Linked DNA regions of Homo sapiens: all the other regions are linked to region 3. Evidence: chromatin loops called from intact Hi-C (ENCODE). Cell type or tissue: endothelial cell of umbilical vein. All regions are shown on one strand.

The links. Peaks named below come from ENCODE experiments on the same cell type or tissue, not always from the same donor. Only the 100,000 strongest peaks of a DNase experiment are listed, where the experiment ranks them.
Region 1: a loop joins it to region 3, with 18 times the contacts of the local background. A loop is called at or near these places in 36 of 110 quality-filtered maps.
Region 2: a loop joins it to region 3, with 17 times the contacts of the local background. A loop is called at or near these places in 24 of 110 quality-filtered maps.
Region 4: a loop joins it to region 3, with 15 times the contacts of the local background. A loop is called at or near these places in 25 of 110 quality-filtered maps.

What each region holds. Positions count from the first base shown.
Region 1 is chr6:104,786,667-104,794,666 of GRCh38, reverse strand. HACE1 (HECT domain and ankyrin repeat containing E3 ubiquitin protein ligase 1) reads left to right here. Exons shown (of 24, transcript NM_020771.4): 11 at 3,013-3,163. Among named protein-coding and RNA genes, the nearest start is that of HACE1, 69 kb to the left of the region's middle. In endothelial cell of umbilical vein, no CTCF peak of the experiment used is centred here; a DNase peak (open chromatin) is centred at 4,606.
Region 2 is chr6:104,938,267-104,946,266 of GRCh38, reverse strand. LIN28B-AS1 (LIN28B antisense RNA 1) reads left to right here and starts at 5,740. Exons shown (of 3, transcript NR_046407.1): 1 at 5,740-5,889; 2 at 6,054-6,089. It also overlaps a transcript of LIN28B not described here. RefSeq lists an enhancer at 4,684-5,518. In endothelial cell of umbilical vein, a CTCF peak has its summit at 4,663 (motif pointing left); no DNase peak of the experiment used is centred here; H3K4me3 peaks cover 1,266 bases; H3K27me3 peaks cover 1,250 bases.
Region 3 is chr6:105,074,889-105,082,888 of GRCh38, reverse strand. LIN28B (lin-28 RNA binding posttranscriptional regulator B) reads right to left here. Exons shown (of 4, transcript NM_001004317.4): 4 at 1-4,475. The coding sequence ends at 4,106. Among named protein-coding and RNA genes, the nearest start is that of POPDC1, 58 kb to the left of the region's middle. In endothelial cell of umbilical vein, a CTCF peak has its summit at 4,818 (motif pointing right); a DNase peak (open chromatin) is centred at 4,838; H3K27me3 peaks cover 187 bases.
Region 4 is chr6:104,993,299-105,001,298 of GRCh38, reverse strand. All of the region lies in intron 2 of LIN28B (lin-28 RNA binding posttranscriptional regulator B), which reads right to left. Among named protein-coding and RNA genes, the nearest start is that of LIN28B, 40 kb to the right of the region's middle. In endothelial cell of umbilical vein, no CTCF peak of the experiment used is centred here; a DNase peak (open chromatin) is centred at 4,938.

The DNA.
Region 1 (8,000 bases), 290 kb after region 3:
CTCCCAAAGTGCTGGGATTACAGGCGTGCGCCAATGCGCCTGGCCAAATACATATTTTTGAGGGCGTACCATCCATTAGGCCATCTGTGAGGTGATCATGAATAAAACAGACAAGATCTCTATGTTGAAATTACAGTCTAATCAGGATTTTATTGGATTTTATTCCATTTTGTTGGAAACTGGCAATATCTTTATGAGTTGTGAGAGTGAAATAAGATAATTCTGTAAAATGCAAAACAGTGGGTCCAGTATATAGTAGAGGTGATGATGGTTATAATTTTAAGTACCCTATAATACCATTTAACCTGTTTTCCTACATTAGAAAACTTATTTTTTCTTCTTAAATATTTGTCATATTATATATACTTCCACAGTAATTATAAAGCATTTATGTTTTGATGTATCTATGTTTTTAAGTTTACCTTCATCACTTATTAAGCAGGTACCAAGCTAAGGAGCATTCGAATATATTATTTCATTTATACCTTACAGTAACTTTATAATTTAGATGTTATCTCCATTTTACATGTAAAAAAATTGAAGTTAAATGATTTGCCAAGCTAATAAATAAACCTGGATTTATATCCTCATTAGTAAATAGCGGATTCTAGGTTCTAATCTAGCTTCTAAAAATGACAGGGGTGGTTGGTGGGACAGGAGAAACAGGGTAGGAAAAAGGAACCCATGACCAAAACAATAGTAGTTTTTAAAAAATTACTCTGCTAAACTGTGCTCTCTCACCACTTATGGTGCTACCTTCCAAGTGCTTTATAGAATCTTATTTTTATGGCCATTTTTGGCCTGTAAATATCTCATTGTTGGGGTTGGTAGTGAGTATTGGTTATTAGTTAGAATTTATTGTACTGTAAAAAGGTAATTCTTAAGATGATTTCAAATACAAATTGTTTCCCCCTGCTGATTTATGTTTAATGGTATTTTTGTAGAGTATCTCATTTGTGTTTATTTGTGAATCATTTTATGTTTCTTAACCCATTATGTGAAGTAATGTTGACCCTTGTTTTAATAGAAATTTTCATTAAGAAAATAACTGATTCAAATATATGTTAATTAGTGACAACTAAGGTGTTATCCAGCACACTTTTGGAAAAATTTGTAGCCTATTATCTAACTGATTTCAGGAATATTTGCTAAAGATAATAAACATTTACTGAGGCGTTTGCACATAATGCTATGTTTATATTGAAATGAAATTTTATCGTCCTTTCTATATATTTATGATTGAAAGTAAAGGTAGTTAACAATGTGGAAATGAACAGAGAAATCATAGCTATATGCTAAGTAAGACACTGAATAAGAATATACCCATATAAACCAAAGGCGAGGATTTTACAATGATAGGGGTTTGAGTTAGGAAATTAATTTTTTTTTTTTTTTTTTTTGAGATGTAGTCTCGCTCTATCGCCCAGGCTGGAGTGCAGTGGCGCGATCTCGGCTTACTGCGAGCTCCACCTCCCGGGTTCATGCCATCCTCCTGCCTCAGCCTCCCAAGTAGCTGGGACTACATGGGCCTGCCACCACGCCCGGCTAATTTTTTGTATTTTTAGTAGAGACGGGGTTTCACTGTGTAGCCAGGATGGTCTCGATCTCCTGACCTCGTGATCTGCCTGCCTCGGCCTCCCAAAGTGCTGGGATTACAGGCGTGAGCCACCACGCCCGGCAAAAGCAACTATTTTAAAGGAAGGGGCCGGGGAAGAAGAGAGCTCCGTGCTTCTAATGAGCAAAGGCAGCAACAACCTTGAGCTTCTGCAGCCCTTGGTATTTATTGGGTAGAAAGAGCAGGGAGGAGGAGCAAATGATTGGTCAGCTGCTTGATTGATCACAGCTTCATATTATTGCTAACAGGCTTCAGATGTACCTAATCACAAGAAATACTTATGCCTGGGTCGTGACTGCCCTCAGCATTCCTTCTGGGTGGCAGATGCAGTTTTTCAGTTTGCCAGCATCCTGCATTTATGAGAACAGTTGGCTGTTTACTCATATAGCCTCCAGTGGTATACTGAGTTGATCATGACCTTCACCCTTTTGGCCTCCAACATACAAAGTTAATCCTGCTGTTCTGCGCAGAAGTTCATGCAACTCTTTGCTTTGCTCCGACATTTGTGATACAAGATAACTGATGTTAGAGATTTCAAAATAAAACCACCATCAACCAACAAAAATACTGTGTTTAAAGATATATTATTAGATTCAATACAAATTTAGCCTAACTCGTACAGTTTTTCTGTGGAAAGGTAATTATTGGTATTCATGATGTTGACCAATACCAAGGTAACTGTGGGATTCTGAAGGGCTTTCTGATCAGTAAAAGTGAGTTTATGTTAATTTAATATGATTTAGTGTTAATTGAATTTTAGTCTTTTCTTTTTTCATGGTAGGCAAATATTTCCTATATTTGTGTATAGTCATAAGGCAGCCCGTTACGTAGAGAACAAACCTAATGCAGATAGCAACTTTTAAATTTTTCAATTTGTGAATGTTCTATATGTGAATAATTTGTTACTATTCTGTGGTGGGAAGGGGATATGGGATTATGGATATAGTGGCAGAGTTTAGTTTAGCTTCTTCGTTAAAACAGTTGTGGGTTGGCCTAAGAATATGATGATTTATACCATTGCTTCTCTGTGAAATACAGACTTCTAAAGTATAAATTTAATTTACAAATATACTTCTGAAAGTAAAAATTTAGGAGTTGCCTTGAAGTTGTTGCCACAAGAAACCAACTATTCTAAAGGAGTGATTTTCTTCATGTTTTATGCTTTGATCATTGGTTATATTCTGGGTGCTTAAGAAATAGTAATTTATTTATATGCAAGTTAAATAATGTAACTTCCTGTTAAACTGTTCTATCTCCTATCATGATAGGAAAGGAATTGTACTCCAGTTACATTATAATATGAAACAGATGGTCAGTGGGATGAAAATGTTTTAAAATAAGTATTTTAATATGTAATTTGTTTTACTCTAATCTCATATTTTAATTTTTATTTTCAGCCTCTCTAGCAATTATGATGCTCAAATGAAGAGCCTTTTAAGGATTGTGAGAATGTTTTGTCACGTCTTTCGAATTGGTCCATCCTCCCCCAGTAATGGAATTGATATGGGCTACAATGGGAATAAAACTCCAAGAAGCCAGGTGTTCAAGGTGAGAAAAGTATATGGCATTGTTAGGAAGATAGACGTAAAAGAGATGAATTTGACAAAGCATGCATTCATTAATCAGAAAGCTCATGAACAGGTTGTAAGTTTGGTTTATACCCATATCACTTTCAAAATTAGGCACACCTTTCTCCTCTCAACTCTGTCTAATCAACAGCAAGTTGGTGAGCTTTCTGTATTTTTCTTACAAATAAAATTTTTTATTCCATTGGTGTTTTATTCTAAGGGTAGAGATATTTAGTGTTTAAAATTAATTTTATTAAATTATAGGTTTTTAATGTAATATGCAGCCACCATGCTTTTGAAAGAAATGTATTTCTTATTAGTAAGGAAATAAAATGCACAGTTTTTATTTAGATTTTAATATGATATGTGTGTTAGATGTGTGTCTGTATGTGTTTTCAAAGTAAGGTACTTTCATTTACTGGGTTTGCTGACAGTTAATTCCTGAGATAACTGCAAGGAAGAGTTGTTGAGATATTTTCTTAAAATATTTTGTATTGCTTCAGCTGCCTTTCTAAGCACATATGGATGAAGTCCTTGGAAGATTCATGTAAAAACCAAGGGAGTTTTGCTACTCATGTTAAATTATAATTTTATGAAGTAAACAAAATGAATAGGACTATAATTGCTCTTGTTAATGTTTTTTTGGGTGACATTTTAAAGTAACAGATTTTAGAAAAATGTGTAATTTAATAACTTTGTGTTTTTTATTTCTTCATGTATTTATTTTTTGAAACGGAGCCTCACTCTGTTGCCTAGGCTGGAATGCAGTGGCACAATCATGGTTGACTGCAGCCTCTACCTCCCTGGGCTCAGGTGATGCTCCCACCTCAACCTCCCCAGTAGCTGGGACTAGAGGTGCATGCCACCATACCTGGCTAATTTTTGTATTTTTTGTTAGAGATGGGGCTTTGCCATGTTGCCCAGGCTAGTCTCGAACTCCTGGGCTCAAGCAGTCTGTCTGCCTCTGCCTCCCAAAGTGCTGGGATTGCAGGCGTGAGCCACTGCACCCAGCCAACTTACATTTCTTTAAACAATGGTTTGAGTATAAAATATAGGTTATTTATCAAAAAAGTGATATAAATGTTTTTATGTGCCACTTCCTTGAAAACTAGTTAGGATTGAAAGCTTTGCTGTCTCTAAAATTCAAAGCTAAACTAGTGTTCTATACTAAATGATTCTTTCCTTACATGGAAAATTTTTGCAAAAAGGTAAAAATAAAGTTTGCAAGAACTTTGACACTAGTAGATTAATACTTAGAATAGATATGGTAGTCTTTTAGAAAGGTTATGTATGAATGTCTGTCCATCTGTTTTACTCTCTTTAAAAAAATCAGTCTAGGAAGGACAGTTTTTAGCCATATATGTATGTGTGTGTGTGCACGTTGAGTGTGTATTTTTGTTTTCTTTTTTTTTTTTCTTATTGTGCCACCTCCTGGAAGAATGAAGTTATGCATTCTTGTAATTCATGTGGCTTTTCACGTACCACTTCCTTGAGCTCTAGTTAGGAGTGACGACTTACTGTCTTTGTAAAATTTTGATCTACATTATTGACCTACTCTTTTTGTCAGGGCTGTTTTAAGCAAGCTTTACTGCTTCAAACATTCATATCACACAAAGTTGTTTTTAATGTGTTCTGGCGTGGCTCACTTTGTTAGTGACGGAATCTACCCATGATTTGACTTTGACTCATACTTTCTACTCATCAGTAATGATGAATATAAAATCAAATCAGGTATAGATGTGGTCAATATTATTCAAATTGGGTTAGATTATATTTAATTTTGTCTGATTTCTTTGGTTAAAATTTCGATCTGCTACCTGTTAGCTAATATCAGAAAATATGTGTTAAGTAGCCTCTCTATAGGTGATTTAAATGATTTAAATATTGATTTAAATGTTAGTTTTCTACCTACACAGTCAATACAGACATAATAGAGTAGAAAAGGATATCTGTTTTTCCTTTTTAGCTTATGTTTAAAAAATAGAACCCAGACTTTATGTTTTGTCATGTGTCTATGATATATATAATATATAAATACTTTCTTATTTCAAGAATTTTGTTGGTATCTTTGTTTCATTTTTTAAGGTACTGCTTTCTACAGCATTGACAACTACTATTTCTTCTCATCACTTATTTTCTCTTAAATTTTGAACTTCCATTTTGTAAAACACTAATTGTAAAACTCAGCTAGTTTTTAAACACATTAATAAGTATTAACTGTTAAAGAATTTATTAGTCTCTTTTCATTCAGTTTTATGAATGAAACATGGAATCTTTGGGGATTGGCAAAATGATCTGCCCTTCCATTTACAAGGATAAAAATAGAAACTGTACATTGTCATCCATGGGAATCAGATCTCCTGTTCATTGTGGGGGTGATTTCAAGTAAAAATCTTTGCTAGTTACTGAGTTGCTGTGATGTTAGACTGGAAATACCATTTTAATTCTTACCACATTTTGTCTGAGGTAGCAATTGATCCCTAATTTCCATTTCATTAACAAGGTACTCTAATGCTACTTTATTGTTCAAATTAACTAATGGGTTTTCCATTAAGAATGAGTGGGTTTATAGGCCATGTGTTTTTAGTAGGTGAAATTGTTTAACATCCTGTTATTAGTTTTCTGATTTATTTTAGAAGTTCTTCAAGTTAGTCTTAACACATAGCCATTCTTTCAGCATTAAGAGATGTTTATCTAGTGCCTTGGGAAATTTGGAGCATTTGAAGGAGAAGATCATTTTTATTTTTGAAGCACAGTGAACATGGGGAAGACAATTTAGGCTTCCTGAGTCTTGCTGTGTTCTTTTTTTGTGAATAGTAAGCTGTGACTATTAATGGTTTCATAGACTTACAATTTGGAAATTTTGGTAACCAAGAAAGATTGTGAAACTTTTAACTTCAAGATCTTATCTTGTGGGTTGTGGCATTTGACATTAGGTTAAGAATAGTCAGACTAACAGGATATCAATGTACTATGAATGAACATTAAGTTAATAATACTTTTCTGCCAAATTCATTCCTCATTTCAGCACTTCTTGAAATTTTAAAAAATCGTTCAGTAAGCTCGAGATTGTATATTTTGAAATATGACTTAAAATGCTTATAAATCATGTATGATTGGCATATCATTGTTACTATATGTAGAATATAATTCTTCAGTAAGGATCACTCAATAATAATGAATGAAGCAGTATTTTCACAGTACCAAGAAACCTGCTAATATTTTCAGTAGTAATTAACTCATTGTTCGGTAACAAATGGTATGTATGGTGTTTCTTATTTAATGTATTTTATTATTTATGAATATAGAAAGTATCAGATATAGTATGCAATGGTTTATTTTTAATTTTAAAATTTATTTGAATCCTTTTTGTTGGTGGCTGCTACCATAGTTAGAAATTAAAGTTATTTTCATAGTATTCTTTTTTGTGATTGAAGAATGAATTTTCTGAATAGATCTTCAAAGAGAAAACTTCCTAGGTAAACTCACCTCAAGGTTGGGATTTAGTTTTAATGTATGTATGATTGAAGAAATAAAAGGTAAGAAAAGAGAGAAAAGTAAAGAAAGGTCCAATGTGGTTTATTACTTATCTTATTTTTTTTCTCATTCTTCTAATTATTTGCTGTGTTCCTTTATTAAAAACTCTGGCTTTTCGACATCTTTGTTGTCACTTTTACACATATCCATTTTTTTCTTTGGTGTTATTTCTGCACCACTGAAAATTTGTCTTTCATTTTTTACACATTGTCAATATTTGAAAATAGGATCACTGTTGGTTTAGACTCAGTGCTCATCTGCATGATCAGCCTGTGTCATTTCTTGCGTTAGGCCTTACCTCCTTTCAGTGTGTTGATTTTCTAGGTTTTATCTTTTCTCATTTAGAGGCCAATTATTCTTTTTTCTTTTTGTTTCAAGCAGTTTTATATCACCACCTGTTCTTTCCATTTCAGAAGTTCATTTTCTGATATAAAGCTAAATAGTTTTGCTGACATAAGTTCTTTTCATCTTCTACAGCAGGTTCAGTGTTTTGCTCATAAAGAGAAACTATAGTTTCAACTTGGATCATGATTAGAATTTTCAGTGAAGGTATCTGTCAGTATTTATGGCAGCTGGGTGCTTCTTGCCCTTCTTTAAGCAGTTCAGGGACTCCAAATCTGTCAACCGTTGTGAGTATGGAAGAGCCCTCATTACGGGTGAGAGGGATGCTTACTTTAACTTCGAAGGAGGGTATAATTTCTCTTAAAAAAGGAAACATTGTACTTAACCCGACTACCTAGTGCATAGTACTGGTTGAGTGAGTGAACTAGGTTTTTGTTGATTGTAGTAGTGGTGGTTTTGTTGGTTTTGTTGTGTTTTTCTGCTTTTTGGTTGAACGTGTAAATGAAGGCCTGAGGTGATTTAATTATTTGCAAATTCAGTAAGTAAAATATTTTCAAAAAGAGAATATTACAGAAATCTGAAGAAAGGCTGAAAGTGGCAGTGAAGGTATTTGTTAGATAATAATTGGGAAGAATTTCCTGGCAGAATAGTTCAAACATTTTCTAAGGTTCCAAATATGGTTGTATAATCTCCTTCCATGGCGGTCTTTAAAAGAAAGATTATTTCTTTCCTTGAAATATTTTAAAGGTGAGTCTTTCTGTAGCACATGGTGTAGTTTGTAGCATTCTGTAATCATGTCAGATTCAAAAAGTGAGATAAACTTTTATATTTATTTGCAGAAGGATAGCTAATCATTCTCAATAAGAATATTTAAAATAGTGTAGGATGAAGGGATTGTTTAACCACTGTACCACTTATAAACTATTAATCTTTATTTG
Region 2 (8,000 bases), 140 kb after region 3:
AAAAGTAAGAGAAATAGTTACACATGACTTTCTACAGTTTAAAAATATTAGGCTATTGGAGTTTGAAAACAAGCTTCACATTCGGTGAAATATTTTTACAATTATCAAGAGAACAGAAAATTTTATATTAGGAAAAAATCTCAAAGTTGCATTATTTCTTATATTTATAAAGTATATAATTTAATTTAGAATATATCATATGAAACACTCAACCTTAAATCAGAGGGTAGTATTTTTGGCACTGCTGAATCACAGAGATAAATTTAATTTTCTCAACCATATTACAAATAGAAATTTTATTTGTTTCATATAAGATATGGACACCTCTATCATTCTCTTCAAATACTGTAATAAGAAGAATTTATTTTGGAAAATAAAAACAAATGAGTAATAATTTAAGATGACTGGCATATTTTCAAAATTGTTTAAAGGCAATATTATGGCACAGATAGCAGCTGGCAAACACAATTCTTTAGCTTAAATGTAAGCTATAACACAGTTGAGCCACAGCACAGTTAGTTTTGCTAATGTGTTTGTATTTTCCAACATATGAAATAATAACTTTATGTAATCGAGCTCACAGCCCAGTCACTGTTAGATCACGTTGAAGAAAAGTAAAAGAAAGCGATAGTGGTTTCAAATCAAAAAGATCAAAATAATGGCAAAATTCCTGCCTTAAAAAAGGTAATCACATATACTTTGAAGGCCCACCATAACTTTAAGACAAAACTTTAAAGTGGCTTTTTGATACAGTAAACAAAAATGATTCTAGGTAAAACTGAACACTTCTTTTAATTACAATAATAACAAGGAAATTTTATTGACATACATTTTAAGTTTTAATATACAACATTATTAATGGTTCAAAATTTATATCATCACCAGAGATTAACAAGTAAATGAGAACTTTGTGTATTCTAAATATTTTCAATTAACATTTTAATAAAGATAAAGAGACACTTTACAAGTTACTCATCCTTACAACACTGGGTGACTTACTGATGTAATAAATGTAATAGCAAATAAAAATAATAGGATTTTAACTAACAGAGGAGATTATAACAGACTAATACAAAAGATAACACATAATTTACAGATTTTTTCTAAAATGTTAAATCCACAAAATGTCTATTTTTTAACCTATACAGTCTAGAATATTTTAGTTAAAATGTTTTTGTAAAGTCTGAACAAATGATGCACAGAAAAATGTTTGAAAAACATAAAAGTAGCATTTCGGCTCTTGCCTTTCCAAGTAAGTCTGTAAAATAAATACTGATTTCAAAATATCTAGAAAATTGTAAACATGTTTTTCCACCATTAGAACTGGCCATTCAACATCAAGTCTTTTTTTCCATATAATTAAGCTTTTGTTCCGCTAAGAAAAAACTAGAAACTGGTTGCTTGAAAATGAGCTGCATGCCCTTTGTCCTGATTTGTCACCTTTGACCCTTAATTTGATGATCCTGCATATCAACCCATTCTATTTTTAGAAGAATCATGTCAAAGTTCTATGCTTAAAATAGTACTTTTTACTGATATATTAAATGTATTACAACATTACTTTTCAGGTAATTTCTACAATGGTTTCATACTAGTACTCATTTCATATAATGTAGAGCACAGTAATATTGTAAGCAGTAAAAGCCTGCTGTTTGTCCTGTTTCAAACAATAGAAAATTTCCCCCAAATGACAGGTCAATATCATTATAATTTCAAAATTTATATTCTTATTTTTTAAATTATTTAATGTTTTTAAGTGTAATTTATTTCATGAATGATTTCTAATTTAAGCTTGATATCACATATTTTGATGTTGGTTTTGATAGTGCCAGAATATGAACCTAAATCAAAAATTGCAAATATCAAGTTCATACTCTATCTTACCAGTAGTGTCAACTAAAACTGTACAGTTTTTGAGTTAAATAACTAGTTGCTTAAACGGGTTTTTAAAATCTTGTCATCATCTGCAAGTGGCAGCTTTCAAAGAAAGAGAAAACCTCTAGCATTGATCCTATTGATTTTACTGACATTATTCAAAATCAATGTTACACAGTAAATTAATATACTTCAGGGATAACATTTCTCTATCACAATTTCTGATGATTCCAATTCAACTAGGTGAAAAGCAAAAAAAAAATTTATGAAATATATATGCATATATTTCCTATAGTCATGATGCTACTTGAATCCCTACACAATTTCTGTGTACTGTACAGTTTTCAGTCAGATTTAGCAGGGACCAATATGGCTGTCTTGATTCAGCACTGTGGCCAGCGACTTTGTCGAGCATCATTGTGTCAGAGAAATCCAACACAATAATGTACATGTATACAAGTACATGGTGGGCAAGTTTCTCAAAACAATGAGATTCTGTATTTCATATATTCGAAGACTTATTCATATAAATCAACCTGAAGTATTTGAATGTAAAGAATTTCCATTGTTCTTCTTGGCAAGCTAGAAATACTTTACTTTGTGGTTCATCAAAAACAGTAGTTATTTGTAAAGAAAATACAGTCCCTTTAAAAGTCAAGGAAATAAGGTACAGGTTCAAAAGTATTTAAACAAAAAAAACTGAGTATCTGAGAATTTTAAAAGAAAATTAAATTCTATTAAAAAATACCTAATAAGAAAACGCTTTAGTTGTCCAAAAATTTGTAACGCCACTTTCATAATCAATAATTTAATTACTTCTAAATTGATTCATCCCTGTATGCCCATGTTTCATTTTTTAAATCAATGCAACTTTGGATTAAGATAAATGTTTATAGATCATTTCCTGACCTGAACTTGCTAATACAGTCCCCAAATTTGGTAGCTGTGCCTAGCGCTTCAATTATTTTTAAAGAGACATCACTCACACCTGAAGACTGTTATTCATACATGTTTTATTTAATAACTTATTTTCTTCCTTTAATCATGATTTGTAAATTATGACAGCAGTGTGTCACAAAACCCTAATCATGTTACCAGATCAGATACCAAGCATTATCAAACTTTTAGGCAGGTAAGATCTATTTAATCTTCTCTTTCTTCAGAGTAAACCGGAAAAAAAAAGCCAAACTTAAATTCACCGTATTTTGGGATTTATATGTGCAATAAACTTAAAAACAAGTTATTCTGAAGACTAACTTTGAGCACTACTATTTTAAATCTCGATTTGCTTCCCTTACAAAGTATAAGATTGACATACCTCGCCTCACAACCTAGCGATTTTTAAATTTAAATCTTGACTAATTTCACAACAAACTTTTTATTGTTTCTGAAGTCTAGCAGAGAACATACATAGTAAGACACCATACAGTCTGACAAGGATTAATGAGAATATAATTATTGAATCATTTAGTTCCAGATCTATTGAGAAGCACCTATAAAGTTACCAAAAACCAATATGCATTACAACCCGATCCAATTCCTTAAATTTTTATGACCTTATATTGTAAAGCAAAGATTAGCTGATCCTACTTGTAAAATGGAAAAGTCAAATAAAACTTTTTTATTCATTGGTAGAAGAGGCCTTGTGTCAGTTTCATTTCTAAAGCTCTGTAGGAAATTAAGCACACTGGATTGCTGTGTTTCATACATGCAAAGATAAATAATTTGGCAGGCAAGAACCTTCCCTAAGATGGACAAGGGTGTAATTATTATTGAAAATGGAATACTGATTATTACATTCTCTTCTGTTAATTTATCATATGACTCCTCTATAAAATCTATGCAAATTCACAGCAGAAGAAAAAAAGGCATAAATTTCATAGCAAATTTATTTTTTCATACAAATTGGCATATATTTCCAAGAATTCACCCTTAACTTTCAAATCTTCCCTGAAAGCTTTCATAAAACTGTGATGTTTTATACTTATTGTTGGACGTAAAAATGTGCTTTTTAAAAAAGCACTTTTGCATTATCTAAGTAAATATGGTAATAACCAGCACCAAAAAAAGAAACATTAATATTTTCTTGATTAAAAATCACTTTAAGTCATATTTTCCCAGCAATGTTGTAAAACGTTTTAAATTCATTCTAATACTAGTTGTCAGGTGTAATTTTCACTTCCACAGTATTTGTGATCGATAAATAAAAAACTACAATAGAATAGGAGTATAATTTATTTTCCCCTTGCATTAACAATAATAGGTATAAAAATCTACAGTGGAGAATTTAGTTCCATGAACAGTGACACTTGGCAACCTTAAAAACCTACGGATGAAAACAAACCCACAAAGAACTGAAGGGAACTCAAGGAAACACAGGCACCTAAGATTTCATTCTGTGTTACATGAAACAATTCAAAATGGCGGACTTACTATTACTTACATTTAAGAAATTTCCGCAATAAGGGCACTAAATACATACTGTTAGATTTTACTCGAAAACACTCAATATTTACCAACGTGCAATTTTTAAAAAAAGTTTTTGGAGTACAAATCTTCACAAAGCACCCGCATCCAATGTTCCAGTCAGTAGTCAGTTAATGCTCCTGCAAACGTATCATTTCCTCTTTGGTTTTTCCTTTTCAAAAACAACCTAAATCCAAGTGCGTTCTTCCCCGTTCTTTTCAAAATCCTTAATTTTAATTCATGAATTTACATCACCGATACCAAAGCAAAAACGATCCCCGACGCCTGCCCGGTACAAAGCAGTTCGGCTTGCGGAGCGCGAAAGGGAGGTGCGCACGCCCTCTGGCGGCGCGGCCCCGTGCGTCCCAGACGAGCCGGCACCGGCCGCGAGGACCCGCCGCCGGGACCCCAGCCTGCGCCGCACCCTCGCGCCCTGCGCCCCCGCGTGGCCTGCGCCCCCGCCCTGCCCCGCCCCGCCCTCCCGCTCCAAGCCGGCTTTGGCCGCCCGGCAGCAACCGCAGCGGCGAGCCTGGGCGGCCGCTGTGGCAACGCAGTGCCCACACCGGGCGCCGACCCAGCAGCACCGAGCGGGGAGAGAAAGGTGTGAACCCGGAAGTACATCGACTGCCCGCGTCTTAGCGGCAGCACCGGGGCAATAAATCAGGGCCGGCGAAGGAAAGACGCGGCGCGCCGGCTTCCGAACCGCAACTTGCTGCGAGACCTGTCACTTCCCCGCGGTGCCCAGTCCTCGCCCCTCCCTGGCGCTCGCGCCTCCTCTTTTCTTCCTGCTCCTCAGCACGGAGCTCCCCTCGACGTTGCTCACGTGCCAGACTCGGGACCGCGAGCGGCGTCCGCACCCGCACGCACACCCGGCCACGCTCGCACTCGCGCGGCCGCGGGGCCGGCTGCTTACCTCCGGGGCCTCATGGTCGCGTCGCTAGCCTGGGTGTGAGAGGGGGAGAGGGTGTGAGGACGTGTGTGGCGTTCAGTCCCGAAGGACGGGGCGGAGGAAGGGGCCTGGAGTCTGTCACTTCCTGAGGGAGCGCGGAGGTCGAGAGACCTGTGAGGCGCGCGGCGGGGCCGGGAGGGTCAGCACATTGTGAGCCGGCAAGGGGACGCGGAACAGCCGGGCGGCGCGCGGCCACCGGGCACGGAATCCGCTGTCGCCACCACTCCGCCGCCGCAGCCCGGCGAGTGGCGGGGCGCGGGGAGGAGGGGGCTGAGCCGGGTGGGGGAGCGCGGGGCGCGGCGGCGGCACCAGGCGGTTCGACTGGAGCCCTGCGTCAGCCGGCGGCACGCGCACACCTGCCCGCCGCCGCTACCGGCCGCGTCATTGGCTGCCGGCGCCGAGCGCGCGAGATTGAACCTTCCATTCATTCCAGGGCCGGGCGGGCGAGCGCGGCCGCGGTGGAGCTTTACCGCGGGCGCCCCCGAACCCCCGAAGCGCGTCCCCGCGCAGGCCGTGGGCGCGCACGGCCGCTGCCGCCGTTTGTTCTGGTGGAGGCTGCGAGTGCCTGGGCCTGTGACTCCCGGCTCTCCGCGCGCAGCGTCAGTCTGGGAGGGAAGCTCACATGGCGGTCCCTAGGGTGCGACTGGAGGGAGGCGGGACGATGCTACTCCTTGCTCCCCAACCTGACACCTTGGTGCGGTAAAACTGTAAGAAGGTAACAAAATCATATCTGAAGCCCAGGTCTTCTTTTCTTTTACTACAGATGCCCTGGACATCATTCCGAACAGCACAATTCAAGGTAATAATAGTCATGTATTTCAGAATCCAGTGAGCATGGTAGACAATGCCAGAAGTTTGGGGAACCTACTGTCAGCTGTTTCTTTTCCTAAACAATAAGATACTCAACGTCAAATTGGATGATACAAACTTAATCATCATCACTCAAAGAGCCACAAGATCTGGGGCCAAAAATACTGTGATATATACACATATTTAGCTTGGTATTTTGGTATATGTTCCCAAAATATCACTGCTTTCTCTCCTATAATTTTCTACCTGATAATTTTATAGTTCTTTCTTATACTTTGGGTAGTTTCTCATCAGACTTTCAGAACTAAACAGTACTAGTCAATCATTATCTGACCAGCTAAAAAATCGAATATCGCCTTGTAATCTGGACTGTTCTGTGGAACTGACTAAAGGGATTAAATATTTCAGCAAACTAAAAATTTGTTCAAAAATTTAAAATATAGGAAATCAAATTAAAAGTGGAAAACTTTTCAAATGAAAACACTTTCATTTGAAAGTAACTAATAAAGGCCAGTTCACTGGCTACTATTGTATGACTAAAAGGCAAATCTCCAAACCGTTGCTGTGTGATGATACATTTCTCCCTTCCAATTTCTGGATTGGGATTAAGAAACCAATGTATCTATCAAGGGTAACCACAGTCTAGAAAAAAGCATCTCTGGCCTGGGAGTGAGATCAATGCAGACAAACTGATCAGAAGCAAAATCCTGTTGTGACCCCTCCTAAGAATTTTCCACATTGGCTACCACCTTCAGCAAATTCCCTGGATGGCTGCTCAACTTTCCATTGAGCTAGTGGAGTGAATACCACTTACTTTAAAGATGCCTTTTCACTGGCAAGTATGTAAAGTATTTCTTACATTACTTTGCGAAGTAGTACAGAGGATTCTTTCAGATACAATTCTTAGTTATAATCATTGTATCAATTTACACTATGATTTCAAATATAATTTAGAGGAAAAAGATGTGGACATTGATTACTAGAAATGAAAAACAGCAATTAATTATATCACCATCTGAAATGTGATATGCTTTGACTTTAAAGCATTATAGTAATTTTTTATTTATGAGTAGAGCTTACAAATGCACTTACAGAATGAACTGTTTTTTTTAATAGCTATGTTTCTAGGTATTTTGTAAGCCTTTCAGCATTTAAGTGTGATGTATATTTATGCAATACCTATTTAAAGTCCTGAGAAGAATTGTAAACAGAAAATAAAAAATTAAAACACAACCCAGGGTTAGTATCCCAGCACTCAAGAGTTCATCCTTTTTTTTGATTTCAAACTAGTTATCATCATGCCATCATGCTCCTGTGACACAAATAAAAAATGGGACATTATAATATTTAATGTATTATTTCATATAAGGTACCCGAAAGGGGCGATGATGAACATTGATAGGCTAAGCATTAAGGAGTATGTTAGCATGATTAGAAATGAATGAAAAGCCATAAGAACAAAGGAATTTATCATTTACGTATGGCTCTTGGCAATTTCTTTTTCTTTTCAGGTTTTTTTTTTTTTCTTGAGACAGGGTCTCACTATGTCCCCCAGGCTTGAGTGCAGTAGTGCAATCTTGGCTCACTGCAGCCTCCACCTTCTGGGTTCACGGGATTCTCGTGCCTCAGTCTCCTAAGTAGCTGGGATTACAGGCCTGCTCTACCACACGCAGCTAATTTTTGTATTTTTAGTAAAGATGGGGTTTCACCATGTTGCCCACGCTGGTCTCAAACTCCTGGCCTCAAGCAGTCTGCCCACCTGGCCCTTCAAAGTGCTGGGATTACAGGCGTGATCCACCATGCCTGACCTTGGCAATTTCCTTCTAAAAGTGAACCTTGGCAATTTCTTTATAAAAGTGAATCCCTCTACCTGGGACCATGGTCATAATTTATTTTACCT
Region 3 (8,000 bases):
GATTCAAGAGGTAGTCAACACCATCATTTTCAAGCTGGTAACTCTCACAAGTGTTAAGCCACAGATGCATTAAATATCATAATACTTCTCACAGTACAGTACTTTACCATAACTTGCAGCTTTGTTCCAAATATAAAATTTAAAAATGAATCATAGGTCAACTTCTCACTCTAACTGAACAATTAAGACACAGATCATACAACCACCACATCTTAAAGAGGCTGTTGACAGCTATGTAAGACAGAGTTTGATGCTTTTAACAAGATGTTCTTCTCTAAAACAAATAAATCTCATTAAGACATCTAGAAAATTAAAGTCAGTGCAGCTGCACTTGTACATACTTTCCCAAATTTTATAACCAAAGGGGAAATACACATATATATTTTATGATAAACATTTCTTAGAGAAAACAGATAAATTAATTTAAATTAACTTTAAGACTTAATGAGATTTCCCATGTCCTGTATAATTCATCTTATAGTGAATGTTACAAAGTCTATTAACACTTATGGGCTCCTATTCACAAACTAAATACAACCAGCAGTAACTTGGGGCCGCACTGGTGCAAAATAAAACTGAGCCAGAATAAAAAAAGTATCGGCAATATTGGAGGTGGACTGATGCTAATAACATGACATTTCTTGATCTTTTTTCTTACATTGCACTCTAAACTTCCAAGTTATAAGCAGGTAAAAATCTTTCTAAATCTTTCAACTGCAAAAATACATCCAAGGCCTTCTAGTGAAGACTAGAAACCCAAGTATAAAAATGTTTTCATTATAGTCTGCCATGTAGCAAAAGATCAGCTTACAGGGCTAAGAGACTGGCAATGCATCTTGTTTAGGAATTACATTTGTGTTGACATGAGGGTGAGGTCAAGAGATAACTTAATTCACAGACCTGCTGCCCCACCATTAGTAATCCCTGCAAAGTGATGCTTCACACAGACCCTTTTCCCTCAATAGCTAGTAATGGCATTGCATGTTCATTCCTTGGCAAGCCAGTGCTAGTTAGTTATGTGCCTGGGGCTATAATGCTGCAATACGCTTGGCTTCAGGGCAGCACAGACAGTAAATGAAGGACATTGGCGTCTTTTAAACTCTTTGCCTAGCATGAATACCTGCATACACCAACCCCTCTCCCTGCTACCCCTTCCAACCTCCACCTCTGGGCAAAGTGGTGCTTCTAAGACTGCTTCCGTGTTCTGTTTTGCTTAAGTTGAACAGTGCCCATAATTCTTTAAACTAAATACATGATTATTTTAAGGAAATGTTTGGAGACTTTGCTAACTAAAACGAGATGCTTCATTATTCACAAGTGTTTGTCAGAAACATGCAGTTGTGAATTGCTATTTATAATACAGATAAAAAGGTTCTGTACCAGAGAATTATCAGCCACCTGTAAGGCTGGAACAGCATACATACAGGTGTGCTATGTATCAACTATGAGGTAGCCTTTTGCTGTAAACAGAGTAATATTTTACCTATGTAAATGAACAATGTGTTCACATCAGTGATATTCACATATGCACAGAGTTGAGGGAATCTGCTTTAGAGGAGTTTTCACATGAAATAAAAATAGGATAACTGATATCTGATATTCAAAAATTTTGATCTGTGTCAAACTCAGAGGTAGTTACTATCATCAGTACATAATACTTATATAAAGGTATAAGTTATTTGGTTTGTTTTGAGTAAGCAGGACTGTAGACTAGTCTGTAAAGAAACAACAAAAATATTACATGGTATGTTCCCTGAGCAAAGTTCTTTGTCCTGAGTATGTTATGTAATAGTGATAATATTCTCATATAAAAAATAAACCCCAACTTTCAACCATAAGATAGGTTTGGTATGTGCTCTTAGTTTAGTCTGGTAAGATGATGAAAAGGATTTCAAATTGCACCCATAAAGACCATAGTTCTCAAGTGTTTCTATTTTTTTTTACCATGATTTTAGCTCTGAATTTCTTTTTGTAAACAGGAAGTGTCCAATTTTGAAGTCCATAATTTCCTATTTCCATAAGGTGAAGGAACTTTGGTTTGAATTTTCAAAGTGACTTATCTATCATGTTTTGCATTTTTACTGTTAACCTGCTTATTATACCTGCTAAAAATTGAGCAACGCTTATCATGTTTTGCATTTTACTGTTAACTTGCTTATTATGCCTGCTAAAAATTAAGCAATGCCACTTTGATTTGTCTACATAATTTAAATAAGTTTGAAATCCTCACATAAGGCAAGGAAGTACTTCTCTACAGCTATATCACATTCAATATCGTCAAAGGTAAGCTTTGCATCACAGCACACCGATATTTCAGTGTATACCACGCAGATTCTCACAATCACTGTTGTGAAATTCAAGCTGAGTTGTAAAGGACTGGCAACCCAACCTGAGGCATTTTCGTCTTATGGTGGTTTGCTGAAACAGCAGCAACTATACACGTCTCCCATGACAGGACAGGCGGGAGAGGAAGTAGAAACTGTTCAGCAGAATATGTCTCATTTGAGTCATGCTATTTTTATTTAATTATCTGAGCTTACACCAACAGGCCCATACATTATAATTATAATGCTTAATCTTATTCCCAATATTAAGCACTATAATTAACTGGTACCTTCTTGCAGATGTTTCAGAAATTTGCCCATAACATCTAGAGCCAGGATGACCCCAAAATAATTTTTTTTTCCATGACCGAAACCTAACAGGACCAATACTATGGCCCCTAGCCAGTTTATCACTCTAACGAGAACCAACCTGAGAAGATTCTCCCTGGCACTGAATGTTCATCCTGTATCCACCATATAGGTTACTTCAGAATAAGCATTGAAGGTCACTTCCATAAGATCAAAGTTACTGTATAAAATACTTCTAGCTCTCTGGTGGGAGAGGTTTGGTACCTCTGCCCCAGGCTTGTCACTCTTGTTAACTGCCACTAAATGCTGCACTTTTTCGTATCATTTGCAGGTCATATATATTGGGCAACTGTGAACATCCACTTAATTTTAATTCTCAACCCCAGTATTTAATTCATTTCTTTGCTGCTTGTTTGTTTTAGAAACAAATTAGATAACTCTCCAGGAGGAATAAAAACCACCACCAAAAATATATGCCAAACAATTGGAGTTCTCTAAGGTCTTCAGTAGTAAATAAGGAGGGCTCCCTGCTCTAAGCAATGGGTAGAAGATTGAGTTAGCCAAGGGAAGCTGCTGTTGCCACACAATCCCTTACAACCCTCACAACATGGAAAAGGTTACAAGAAGCTGATATTAAAATACTACTGAAAACAAGCCACTAAGATGATCCTCCCCTTCATTTCTCTTAATAGGCATCTAATTTTACAATTAAACACAGAATTTAAAACAGTGAAATATCGGCCCAAATTACACATTCATTGTCTTTTCTGGAGTTATGTTATCCCAGAATCAAAAAAGCTTATGGCAGTCAGAGGCATATGAAGTTAAGGTACTGCCTTCAAAAAAGGGGGAAAAAAATTACTACTCCAGAGATTTCAAGAAAAAGAGGCAATCCCAAATTCGGGAGAACTGGATGTCTTAAAAACCTTTAGTACCCCATAATTGGCAGCTCTGAGATCTGAAGTATCCTTTGGTTCACACAAAAGGTAACAGTCGTGTTTTTAGTTTTATATAATATAAAAGAAGTGGTATTTCAAGAAAACTCCAGTGGGTTAAATTTAAAACTATCTATAATGCTTCACATGGGTTTTCAATTCTTGGAAATATCCAATTATATGAGAGAGGGTGTGTGCTTTGATCTATACACAAATATATAAAGACAAAGCCTCTTTATATATGTGTCTACATTCCTATATAAAAATCCTCATGTACACACACAGACTCAGGCTCTCTCCCTCTCACACATGCACATATTGACAGACATAGTATCTTATTCTCTGAATTAACATAAAACATGACACCCTGCTCAAATGTAATTTGCTTAGAGTGATTTGTCTGTTTAAAAAATTCACAGTTCCCCAATAGTAGTTAAAATCCCAGGTCAGCTACTGCTTGTGAAATACTGTTCCCCTATACTTGCATGAGGTAGACTTTGCAACCGGGTAAAGGAAAGAACATATGAAGAAGACCTGTTATGTCTTTTTCCTTTTTTGAACTGAAGGCCCCTTTTTGCTTTGCTCTTCTGGTGCTATAGATGACTTCGTGGAGGAAGCTTCTTGAGGTGACCTGCCTGACCGTTCTGAGATCTCTGCCCTAGCCTCCTGAGGAAACGGTGGTGATGTACAGCCATGCCCGCCTCCCACTTCTCGAGGGAGAGTTGAAGTGCATGGCTGGGATTCTGCTTCCTGTCTTCCCTGAGAACTCGCGGGTGGCTGTGCAACATTTTTATGTGGGCAGTTTGCCACCATGTGCATGATGCTCTGACAGTAATGGCACTTCTTTGGCTGAGGAGGTAGACTACATTCCTTAGCATGATGATCAAGGCCACCACAGTTGTAGCATCTACAAGGAAAAAAGATGAAAACATCTTAGAAGTAGGCAGCATGTATCCAAAAACACATTTTAAAATGTGAAAACACACAAACTACCAATGAGATAAGCTTATTTTAATGTGCCTTCTTAAAAGCATTTATCATTGTTTATACTGGTTACACTGTTGGTTCAAAGACTATCATCACCAAAATGTTCTGGTGAGGTTAAAAACTTAGTTGTGTGAGACACAACTAAACACAGTGAAAAACAAGAGTATTAAAACATGTAAGAATATTTAATCACTTCCATATAGAAAGGATTCCTTTAAATTTGACACTATCTGGTCATTTTAAAAGAACCATTAAGCCCACTAGAGGGCAGCGAATATTCAACAAAAAACAACAAGCCAGTTTTAAAAACAAGAGTGTAGAAATACAGCTGTTGGCATGATACAAAGTGGCAATTCACTCAGAAACTGGCAAAATTTTAGACCAAATTTAAAAGTTTAACACTTCTTTGAATGTTAATTATTTTGACTGTAGAAACCAGCTAAACTGGAAAAATTTTTTTCCTTTGTATAAAATTAAGTAATGCAGTGAAATTTGATATATAAGAAAGTCAGAGTCTAGTCAGAAAGTCAGGATGATATCTGGCAAATTACCAAGTAATTTTAGAGCAATAGAGTAAATGTCTGAATCAGAACAGTGCTAAAAAAAGAAAGCTTCTAAATACTTAGATTGAATTAATAAAGGTTCATGCTAGTTCAATGATGAGAAAAGTTAACTTTCTTTTCTTTTTTGTAAGAAATTAGCTTTCTTTTAGGGTGATCTCTTTTAAGTTAAAATAAATGGAAATCCGTCCATAATATGTGAATGCACACTGGGGACATGGCTTTGTATTAGATGTTTGAAAGTTCAGCTTTTAGCTTGGCAAGGAAAGCTAAGCAAGAAAATTTTTTCAGAGGTATATTTGTTCAATCAGATTTTCTTCTAAAATTTTATATTAAAAGTAACAAAAAAACCATTAGTGGAAGAAACTAAGAAAAATTTATATTTACCAAAGGTGTTAAATCTGATTTTAAATACAGAATTTGTTTAATGACTTGTCTCCAAATGAAATATTTTAAGAGCTTTCTATTTTATTTTCCAAATACATTTATGACTCCATAAATCTCATTTATGAAGCACAAAGAACAACAGGTTATATATATATATTTTTTGAGATGGAATCTCTCTCTGTTGCCCAGGCCAGAGTGCAGTGATCTCGGTTCACTGCAACCTCTGCCTCCCGGATTTGGGCGATTCTCCTGCCTCAGCCTCGGGAGTAGCTAGGATTACAGGCATGTGCCACCATGCCCGGCTAATTTTTGTATTTTTGGTAGAGACAGGGTTTCACCATGTTGGCCAGGCTGGTCTTGAACTCCTGACCTCAAGTGATCCGCCTGCCCCTTCCTCCCAAAGTGCTGGGATTACAGACGTGAGCCACTGCACCCAGCCAGGTTATAATGTTTTTAAAAAATAATAACAAAATGTTTTAACTAGCTGGGTGGCGGTGGCTCACGCTTGTAATCCCAGCACTTTGGGAGACCGAGACAGGCGGATTATGAGGTCAGGAGATCCAGACCATTCTGGCCAACATGGTGAAACTCTGCCTCTACTAAAAATACAAAAATTAGCTGGGCATGATGGCGCGCGCTTGTAGTCCCAAGCTACTCGGGAGGCTGAGGCAGAACTGCTTGAACCTGGGAGGCGGAGGTTGCAGTAAGCCGAGATTGCGCCACTGCACTCCAGCCTGGCGACAGAGTGAGACTCCATCTCCAACAACAACAACAAAAAAAGTGTTAACTGAGAAAATTGGCTTAAGTCCAGACTCACAACAAGAAGTGAATTATGATGACATATTTGTATGTGTGTGAGAACATCAAACTTAATAATTTATTCTACCTTATATTTCATAGACAAACTACTAAGGTACTAACAACCTACTAAGCAGTGTATATAGGATATTTAGTATTTTATCTCCTGGCATAAATTGAACAGTGAATTTTTTAATTGGCAAAAATTAGGGTAACTATTGCCTGCTTCTCCAGTTAGCAATATTACCTTATATACTTTAGAATAATGAATTTATAAGATGGGCTTTTATTCTTTGCAATGATTAACAAGTATTTATCTTAGGACAGACTGAATCATATTTTCAAAAAGAGAAAAAAAAACAAGAAATCACATGTTGTAGTTAAATTATTCATTGTATAATTACATATCTTAATAAAGTATTACAGTGCAGATTCAATATTGTTTCAGCCATATGTTCTAAGAGAGTGTAAGATTAAATAATAAAGTTTACTTGCTAATGCTTAAAATTCAGGTTCTCAAAATAACACTAAAAAATGACATATTTGAAAAATATAACCACATTACTTATAATAATATATTTTCCCACACAGTTCTCCTCTACAATAGATAAGTGAATTCTTAAATTAAAGTTGCCCATCTATAAAATATCTTCTTTTGAATTAAATTCACTTCCTTGAGGATAACTTCCACTCAGGAGCTCATTTTCAAAGAGACAGAAAATAGGTTAAAGGCTTCAGTAATAGGGCTGGCTCTCCTGCAGACACATCAATTTTATCAGTCACCGTGGTATGCACTGTGTTATCCAATTCAGGGAACCATTTTGCCCACTCATTGACCAGGAGCCTGATGTCAGTATTCTACTTTCACAAATGGGATCTTCAATTACCCTCTATCTGTGCATTTACCATTAGATTTGGGCTATAAAAGTTATTTTTAAGGATGCTATATAATTTTGGTTTCCTTACATTTTGATCTGCATAGTTAATTCACCCCCTTGGCTTTCCTGATATGTGCTATCATTAGGCCAGACTTTCTTCCACATTGAAAAGATTTGCATTTAGTGTCTATGTGCTTAGCCTTAAAAGGGGGAGGAGTGGTATTTATATTCTCTTCTATTTAATCATTCAGTGTCAATCACTCTTACTAAGAGTACAGATCACTCTCCATTATGAAACCCCTTCCTTCCCAAGGGACTGACACCAAAATAGAAATGTTCAGCTACCTTGCAGCTCACAAATTATACCACAACTATATACTCCATACAAGCTATACATGATTTTAGTCCCCTTTGTTCACCCTCCACACTGTTCCACATCAGTTTGCCTTTGTAGTTGGAATGAATTTTACATTGTGATGTGAGCATAAAAATATCATGTGTGTCCATTTTTAGCTATATGCTTAAGAAATATAAGGACATAGTCTCACACAAAAGACCATACAAAGAAAACTATACTCATACTTTATTATATATTCCCATAGTCCAACATAAAAAATAAAATTATTCATGCTAAGTACTTTATTAAATGCTGAACCAATGGCACAAAGGATATTTTCTCATGCATTACAAATAAGATAAAATAGGCCAAGTGCAGTGGCTCATGCCTGTAATCCCAGCACTTCTGGGAGGCTGAGGCGGACAGATCACTTGAGGTCAGGAGTTTGAGACCAGCCTGGCCAACATGGCAAAACCCTGTCTCTA
Region 4 (8,000 bases), 82 kb after region 3:
GCCAAATGATTTATATGTGTTCCACAGGCAGAGCATGTAGACACTGTTCATACCCCACATAATTGTGGTAGTCAGCTTGCTTAAAAATATACATAGTAACTCAGGGTCAAAGCTACCACAGACAAAACTTCAAAAATATTTTAATAAGAAAGGGCATCTGATCAACCTAGAAGATCTTCTTGTTTACTATCTGCATATGATGGTAGCAATGAGTGAAGTAACAACAGCTGTTGGTCAAAGGCTTCTAACAAGATGATTTTAAAAAACTGAAAATACAAATAACATAAAATATACACATAAATGTCAATATATATATGTTTTCACATCTGCCATCTATAAACTATTTTTAAAATTTAAAAGAATTAGTTGTCTGAATTGGAGTTCAACGAGGTGAAACTCGGAATACAAAAGTAACATCTAAGGTAGTTTGAATCAGTAGTGTGACCTTGGTCATATTAATTCAGCTTTCTGTACATAACAGTAATTCTGAATTAGGGTTGTTGTAAGAATTAGATGAGTGAATATATGTCAACTGCTTAGAACAACTGGCATATAGTAAATCTTATATTTAGTGATTATTATTCTAGGTTAAGGAAGGATTTTCTATTTTTTTAATTTAATAAATATTTTAAATTTTTATTCTTTATTATTTAAATTATTTTACCTATTAAATTAAAACACTAGTGCAACAGAAATCCAGTTACAACATAGCTCTTTTATATAAAAAGGTCTCTTGAACAATTAGTCTTGACAGGCAAAACTAGTTCTGACCAGACCAGCATTAAAATAGAATTTTGCATGGAAATGTGCCAACATTTTAAAGGTATTTATAAGTGACTGCTATTGCTTTGTTTTCTAATCGTCACAAATACTACCCATTCATTTTAGAAAATATAGACAAGAAAAACAGAAAGTAAAAAACAACTTGAAATCCCACCACACTACTGTGACCATTTTATTTTTTTACCACTCTGTTACCACTATAAAAAACTGTGTGTATAGAAAACTTGCATTTTTTCATACACACAGAGAGATGGAGATATAACTGTTTTTTTAAACATGGCTCCTTCTATACCCAATGTTTCATACTATACTTTTTTCATTTAGGAAGATAACATGCATAGAATTGAACATTTTAAGACCATGGTTTTAGCAGCCAAATGTGCCCCCTCCCCCACCATTTTTGCAGGTAAACTCTTATTTGAAACTTCTGTATTAAAAAAATAGAGACAAAACATTCTGGTTGAAGCAGAATGGAAATGTGCTCAGCTTTCCCCTTCCCTGGTGGTCCTCAAAAGGAGTGCCAAGGAAATCAAAGAACTTCTGAATACAGTTAACAATGTAATCCCAGCACTTTGGGAGGCCGAGGCAGGCGGATCACACCTAAGGTTGGGAGTTCAAGACCTGCTTGACCAACATGGAGAAACCCCGTCTCTAATAAAAACACAAAATTTGCCAGGCATGGTGGCACATGCCTGTAGTCCCAGCTACTCCGGGGGCTGAGGCAGGAGAATCACTTGAACCCGGGAGGCAGAAGTTGTAGTGAGCCGAGATCATGCCAATGCACTCCAGCCTGGGCGACAAGAACGAACTCCGTCTCCAAAAAAAAAGAACTTCCTTTGTTCAGCACCATAAGACAGGGTAAAACAAACAAATAACTTAAATTGGCTACACAATATACATGCCATTACATTGATGTTCATGATTTAATCACCTAATGATGAACATGTTTCTAATTCTTTGTTGTAAGTGCTATAATAAATATCTTTGTGCATATCCATTCTAATTTACATGCTTTTGATATACATTACAAATTATTTCTCTGCAACCTTGCTAGTATTAGGTATTATCATTAAAACAGGCTGGGTTAGGTGGGTTATGCCTGGAATCCCAACATTTTAGGAGACTGAGGTGGGATGACTGCTTGAGGCCAGGAGTTCAAGACCAGCCTGGGAATCATAGCAAGATCCCATCTCTACAAAAAACACAAAATCAGTTGGAAGTGGTGTCAAAGGCCTATAGTCCCAGCTGCTCTGGAGGGTGAGGTAGGAGGATCTCTTGAGCCTTAGAGTTCAAGGTTGCAATGAGCTATGAGCATGCCACTGAACTCTAGCCCCCACCTCAAAAAATAAATAAATAAATAAAATAATAACATTGCCAAACTTTCATCTACTAAATGTTGCTTTCAAATTTCAGTTCTTTAATTTCTATATTTATATCTTCATGAATTTCCATATTCCTGTCCTTTGCCCATTTTCGATAACGATGCTTGTTTTTTCTAATTCTCAAAAGTTCTATATACTGCAAGGATTTTAAATCTTTTGTCTGTACATTATAAATCATTTTCTTACTTTGCAATTGGCCTTTCAATTACTTAAGAAGTTTCTACAAGCTATTTAAGTCTAGTAATAAAAATATAGTTAAAATGACAAAGATCCTTAGTCATGCACAATACCCAAAAAATTACCTGGTTTACCGTACATACATACTTAATTTATACATAATTTACTCACTTTAGTTAAATATTTTAGACCCCAATGTGTAAGTAAACTGTCTTGATGACATTAAAATATATTTGGAATAAAATATTTCACTCATTAAATGGCCATCATTACTTTTATAAATAATAGGTTATCTAAATATAAAAATGACTTTAAATGTCAACATCAGTGAATGATAAATGATACTGGATTCTAAGAGGAAATGAATGGACAAGAAGAAATTAATTTTTTATATAGGCAGTTGTAACATGACACAGCTGGCAAGTACGGAGAGAAAAAAGTAGTTAAATATAAATGGTGAAGGTAAACAAATTTTAAAATCACAAATTATTATTGTCTATATTTTAACAATAAACTATTATACAAAGAATAAAATTAAACCAGCTAATCCTAAATTATTTTGGAATAAGCTCATTGTTAAGTATGTTCTGTTTAACACTGAAAAATCTAAACAAAATGATAATAAAATGTTAACAGATTTACATCCCTCTTTTAGTTGAACTTTATGCTTTATGAATAAAATATAGTCACAGGACTTCAATTACATAATAGGTTAAATTTTACTGCAATGAACTTCAATTATTTCTTGGTTTTAACCTTGTGGGGTCTTATAACATGAAACACTTCTTAAAAACATGGGTCTTGAATTAGGTATGTTTATTTTAATATTCTGTTATTGTATGGTTTGATCAGTATTACACATTTTAGCTAAAACTATTCTAATTATGACTAAAACAAGTTAAATGGATAACAAAAGGACTTAATTTTACAGCATAAAAGGGTTTAAAACAATCTTTCAACAATAAGGCTTTTCCAATAATGAAACCTTTTTTTCCTCAGTTTATTATTGTATATAAATAAGACAGTCTTTTCAAAAGCATGTAGAAGAAGACAAGCTCATCAAAAAGGCACAAGGGAATAAATTAAGGAAAAAAGGCTACTGCTGCTTCCCATGAGTGACACCAACACTAATGGGGATGCTAGGCATATAAACCCGGAAGTGTCAGCCTTAGCTAATGTGCTAAGACTAATTTTTATGGGATATGAACCCGGCCATGTGCAGATTATAAATTCTGATTTCAGTACAAGTATGAGCTTCTTACCATTAGAAATTCTACCATCATTATTCTCTATCATCATCACCAAATGTCAAACCTCTCAACCTGAAAACATTTTATCATTTTAGCAGTCAGGTCTATATTGCAACTTTCAGGCTATCTCATAGAAATAACGTGTGTGTGTGGCGGGGGGGGGCGGGTGTTACATATTTTTGTTGGTACTATATTATATTGGGCAACTGAGAAACTATACATATAGATACAGTTCAATTTCGTCATCATCAAGGTTCAAATTTTTTATTCTTTTCTTCCTTTCACTCCATCTTATCTATATATACGAAATACTATATAAATCACAATATTTATATATCATAACAATAAAATTAAAATTATAACCATGTAAAAATATTTTATGGACAAACTTTTTCTTTTCTTTTTCTTTTCTTTTTTTTTTTTTTTGAGACGGAGTCTCGTTCTGTCGCGCAGGCTGGAGTGCAGTGGCGCGATCTTGGCTCACTGCAACCTCTGCCTCCCGGGTCCACGCCATTCTCCTGCCTCAGCCTCCCGAGTAGCTGGGACTACAGGTGTGTGCCACCATGCCCAGCTAATTTTTTGTATTCTTAGTAGAGATGGGGCTTCACCGTGTTAGCCAGGATGGTCTCGATCTCCTGACCTCATGATCCACCCGCCTTGGCCTCCCAAAGTGCTGGGATTACAGGCATGAACCACTGTGCCCGGCCTTTCTTTTCCTTTTAAAAACCAAGGTTTCACTCTGTCACCCAGGCTGGAGTGCAATAGCTCATTCCTAGCTCACGCAGCCTCAAACTCCTGGGGTGAAGTGATCTTCCTACCTTAGCTTCCCCCAAGTAGCTGGGACCACGGGTGCATGCCCCCTTACCTGGCTTGGACAAACATTTTTAAGAAAAATAAAGTTATTTGAAATAGACTTATAGGCAAGGTAAAATGTTCATTAAACAATTAAGGGGGAGTTTTGTCCACAAACACTATTTTCATCATACCACAACCTGGTTAAGGAATCTACATGAAGGATATTCCAAAGTTTATCAATTAAAACCATATACGACCTGGTTTTTCCTTACTTTACTACCCCTCTACACCTCCTTAATTACTGTCCTTAGTGTATTCCCAATACAGACTTACTAGAGCACTTCCTAACAACACCCAACATTTGTCTCTGCCTCTAAGCCTTTGCTAAATTCTTCTCTTCACTTATCACTGTTATATACTGAGAAAGACAGAAGCAGCCCTTCACAGTCAGGAGCTGTCTTGGCACTATCTGTTAGGCCAAGAGTGTTCTGTTGAACATAAACAATTTCAGAGAACACTAACATCAGACAAGAACATTCTGTGACCTTATCTGAACAGAGACAAAAACAAGAACACTGTCCAAACCAGAAATGATCAAACACTCCCCTCTTCTGGCTAATAAAGTTGTTTAACAATTTCTAGTTTTAGCCCTGCTATATTCCTCTTTCTAGATAAGAATTGTTAAGATACCCAACCACAGAATGACTCCTGCTTTCTGATGGCATCCAGTCCAGAGCAAATCCCTGCTTCCTTAACCCTCTGCAAATCCCCTAACATAAACTCAAGTCCCATAAGTCCTTTTTAACGCCCTCTTATTGAGATGCTACAAGATTCCACATGATGTGCCGTGTCTCACACTGCTGCAAATTATAAACCTGATTTTGTTTGATTCACATGTGTTTCTAGTGGGGTATGTATATATGTGTATTTTATATATATATATATAAAGTATATAATTTTAAAATAATTTTTAAATATTTTTTAAACCTTACTCAGAAGACATAGTTATCTAAGAAGTTTCCCTTCATTATATAAGCCCAAGCTACTTTTAGTTTGGCTTTAGCTATTTTTTTTAGTTTAGTTTATATTTAGTTCATCATGTTTTTACAGTTCTTATTACATGTATTTATTTACATGCTGTTGAGTAAAAATGTTTCCATTAAACGCACATATATATTTGCCTTCTACTTCCGAAACAGAAGATATGCTTCTTGTGGATCTAAACATTTATATCTTTCTATCACTATGAAGAAAGTATGTCACTAATCCCTCTTATTTACTGGTACTTTGCTAAGTTCTATTCCTGGATTCTTTTCTTCCCACTCTACATTTTCTATTTCACTACCACTTAAATCTGATGATTCCCATATCTATAACTAGAACCTAGACTTGAGTTCTCAGACCCACATGAATATATCCAACTGGATGGTCACAGGGCCTGCATACTTACATTTCTAAAACAGATTTTATATCTGGCCCCCCCAAATCTGAGGATCCCTCTCCTTCACTATAATTCTCATGCTTCTGTCTCTCCGATCCACTCAATCAACTCAAGCTAGAAATGTAATAAGTCACTCGTATGCTTGCCTCCTCTCTCACCCTCTACAACCAATAGTCTACCAAATCCTAAGTATACTCTCCTTAAATCTCTAATGTTCCTGTTTGTCTCCAGTGTTACTGCTTTGGTTAAGGCCTCCTTTACCCTTTTCCTAGAAATGCAGTTCTCTTACCTTCCTTAAATGCATCCTCAATACACAGGCTGAGTATCCCTTATCCAAAATGCTTGGAACCAGAAGTGTTTGAGATTTTGGACATTTCTGGGATTTTGAAATATATGCATTATACTTACCAGCTGAGCATCCCTAATCCCCAAAATCCAAAATGCTCCAGTGAGTATTTCCTTTGGACAGTAAGTTGGTGCTCAAAAATTTTTGGATCTTGGAAGATTTTGGATTTGAGATTTTCCAGTTAGGGATAACTCAGTCTGCAATACAGCAAGAACCACTTATAGTGAAAATCTGTTCAAATTACTTGTCTGCTTAAAATCCTTCAAAGGCTCCCCGTGTGAATCAGTTTAAAGCCGACCTTTCAATAAGTTTAAGGCCAACCTTTCCATCCCTCTTACCTCTTCAACCAACTGTCTCACACCGTCCTCTCATCCTTTGCCCACACTTAACTATTTAAAATGTTCTAAAAATGCCTGGCTCTGAATGTAATGCCTTCTCTGTTGAGAATTACTGCCTGACAAAGACCCTTCTCTTACAAGGCTCAAATTAATAATCGACTCTTACATAATATTTTTAACACCCTGACAAATGAAAAACCTCCCCTTTTGGGATTCCAATATACAAATTTTCCCAACAGGATCTATGTCACTTTTATGAACGATTTATAGCTTTCTCTCCTATTCCAAACCACAAGGTCCTTGAAGACAGAGCCCATGACTGAATCCATTTTTAAATCCTAAATAGCTAACACAATGCCTGGCAGAAAACAAAATTGAATGGATAAGTTAAATAACTGATTTGCTAATTCTTAGTAAAACAATTTTATTTTGCCACAGATCTTCACTTAAAAGTATCGTTAAAAGTTAAAAAATGTTTTTATCGGTCAGGCGCGGTGGCTCACGCCTGTAATCCCAGCAATTTGGGAGGCCGAGGCGGGCGGATCACGAGGTCAGGAGATCGAGACCAACCTGGCTAACACAGTGAAATGCCGTCTCTACTAAAAATACAAAAAATTAGCCGGGTGTGGTGGCACACGCCTGTAATCCCAGCTACTTGGAAGGCTGAGGCAGGAGAATGGCATGAACCTGGAAGGCGGAGCTTGCAGTGAGCCGAGATTGCGCCACTGCCCTCCAGCCTGGGCGACAGAAGGAGACTCCGTCTCAAAAATATATATATATATTTTTATCAAGAACTGGTATAGTTTAATGATACCTTTAGAGATAAATATTTTCTGCTCAATACTATTTAAGAAAAAGTAACTTTCTAAGATGATTGGTTTATTGCTTTTGGAATTATTATTTGTACTGACGCTCACAAAATTAAGGGTCTTAACTTTTTTTTTTTTTTTTTTGAGACAATCTCGCTCTGTCATCCAGGCTGGAAGTGCAGTGACTCAATCTCGGCTCACCGCAACCTCCGTCTCCCAGGTTAAAGGGATTCTTGTGCCTCAGCCTCCCAAGTAGCTGGGACTACAGATGCATGCCACCACACCTGGCTAGTTTTTGTATTTTTGTAGAGATAGGGTTTCACCATCTTGGCCAGGCTGGTCTTGAACTCCTGGCCTCGAGCAATCCACCCACCTCGGCCTCCCAAAGTGCTGGGATTACAGGCCTAAGCCACCGCCCCCAGCCAAAGCTCTTAACTTTAAAAGCCTGAAACAAACAAATTAAACAATGGCCATTTATTCAACAATAAAATCTTGTTTTGTTTTGTTTTTTTGAGAAAGGGTCTTGTTCTGCCACCAAGGCTGGAATGCAGTGGTGTGATCACAGCTCACTACAGTCGAAATCCTGAGCTCAAGTGATCTCCTGCCTCAGCCTCCCAAGTAGCTCAGACTACAGGTCCTCTCCACCATGCCCAGCTAATTTTTATTTTTTATTTTGGTA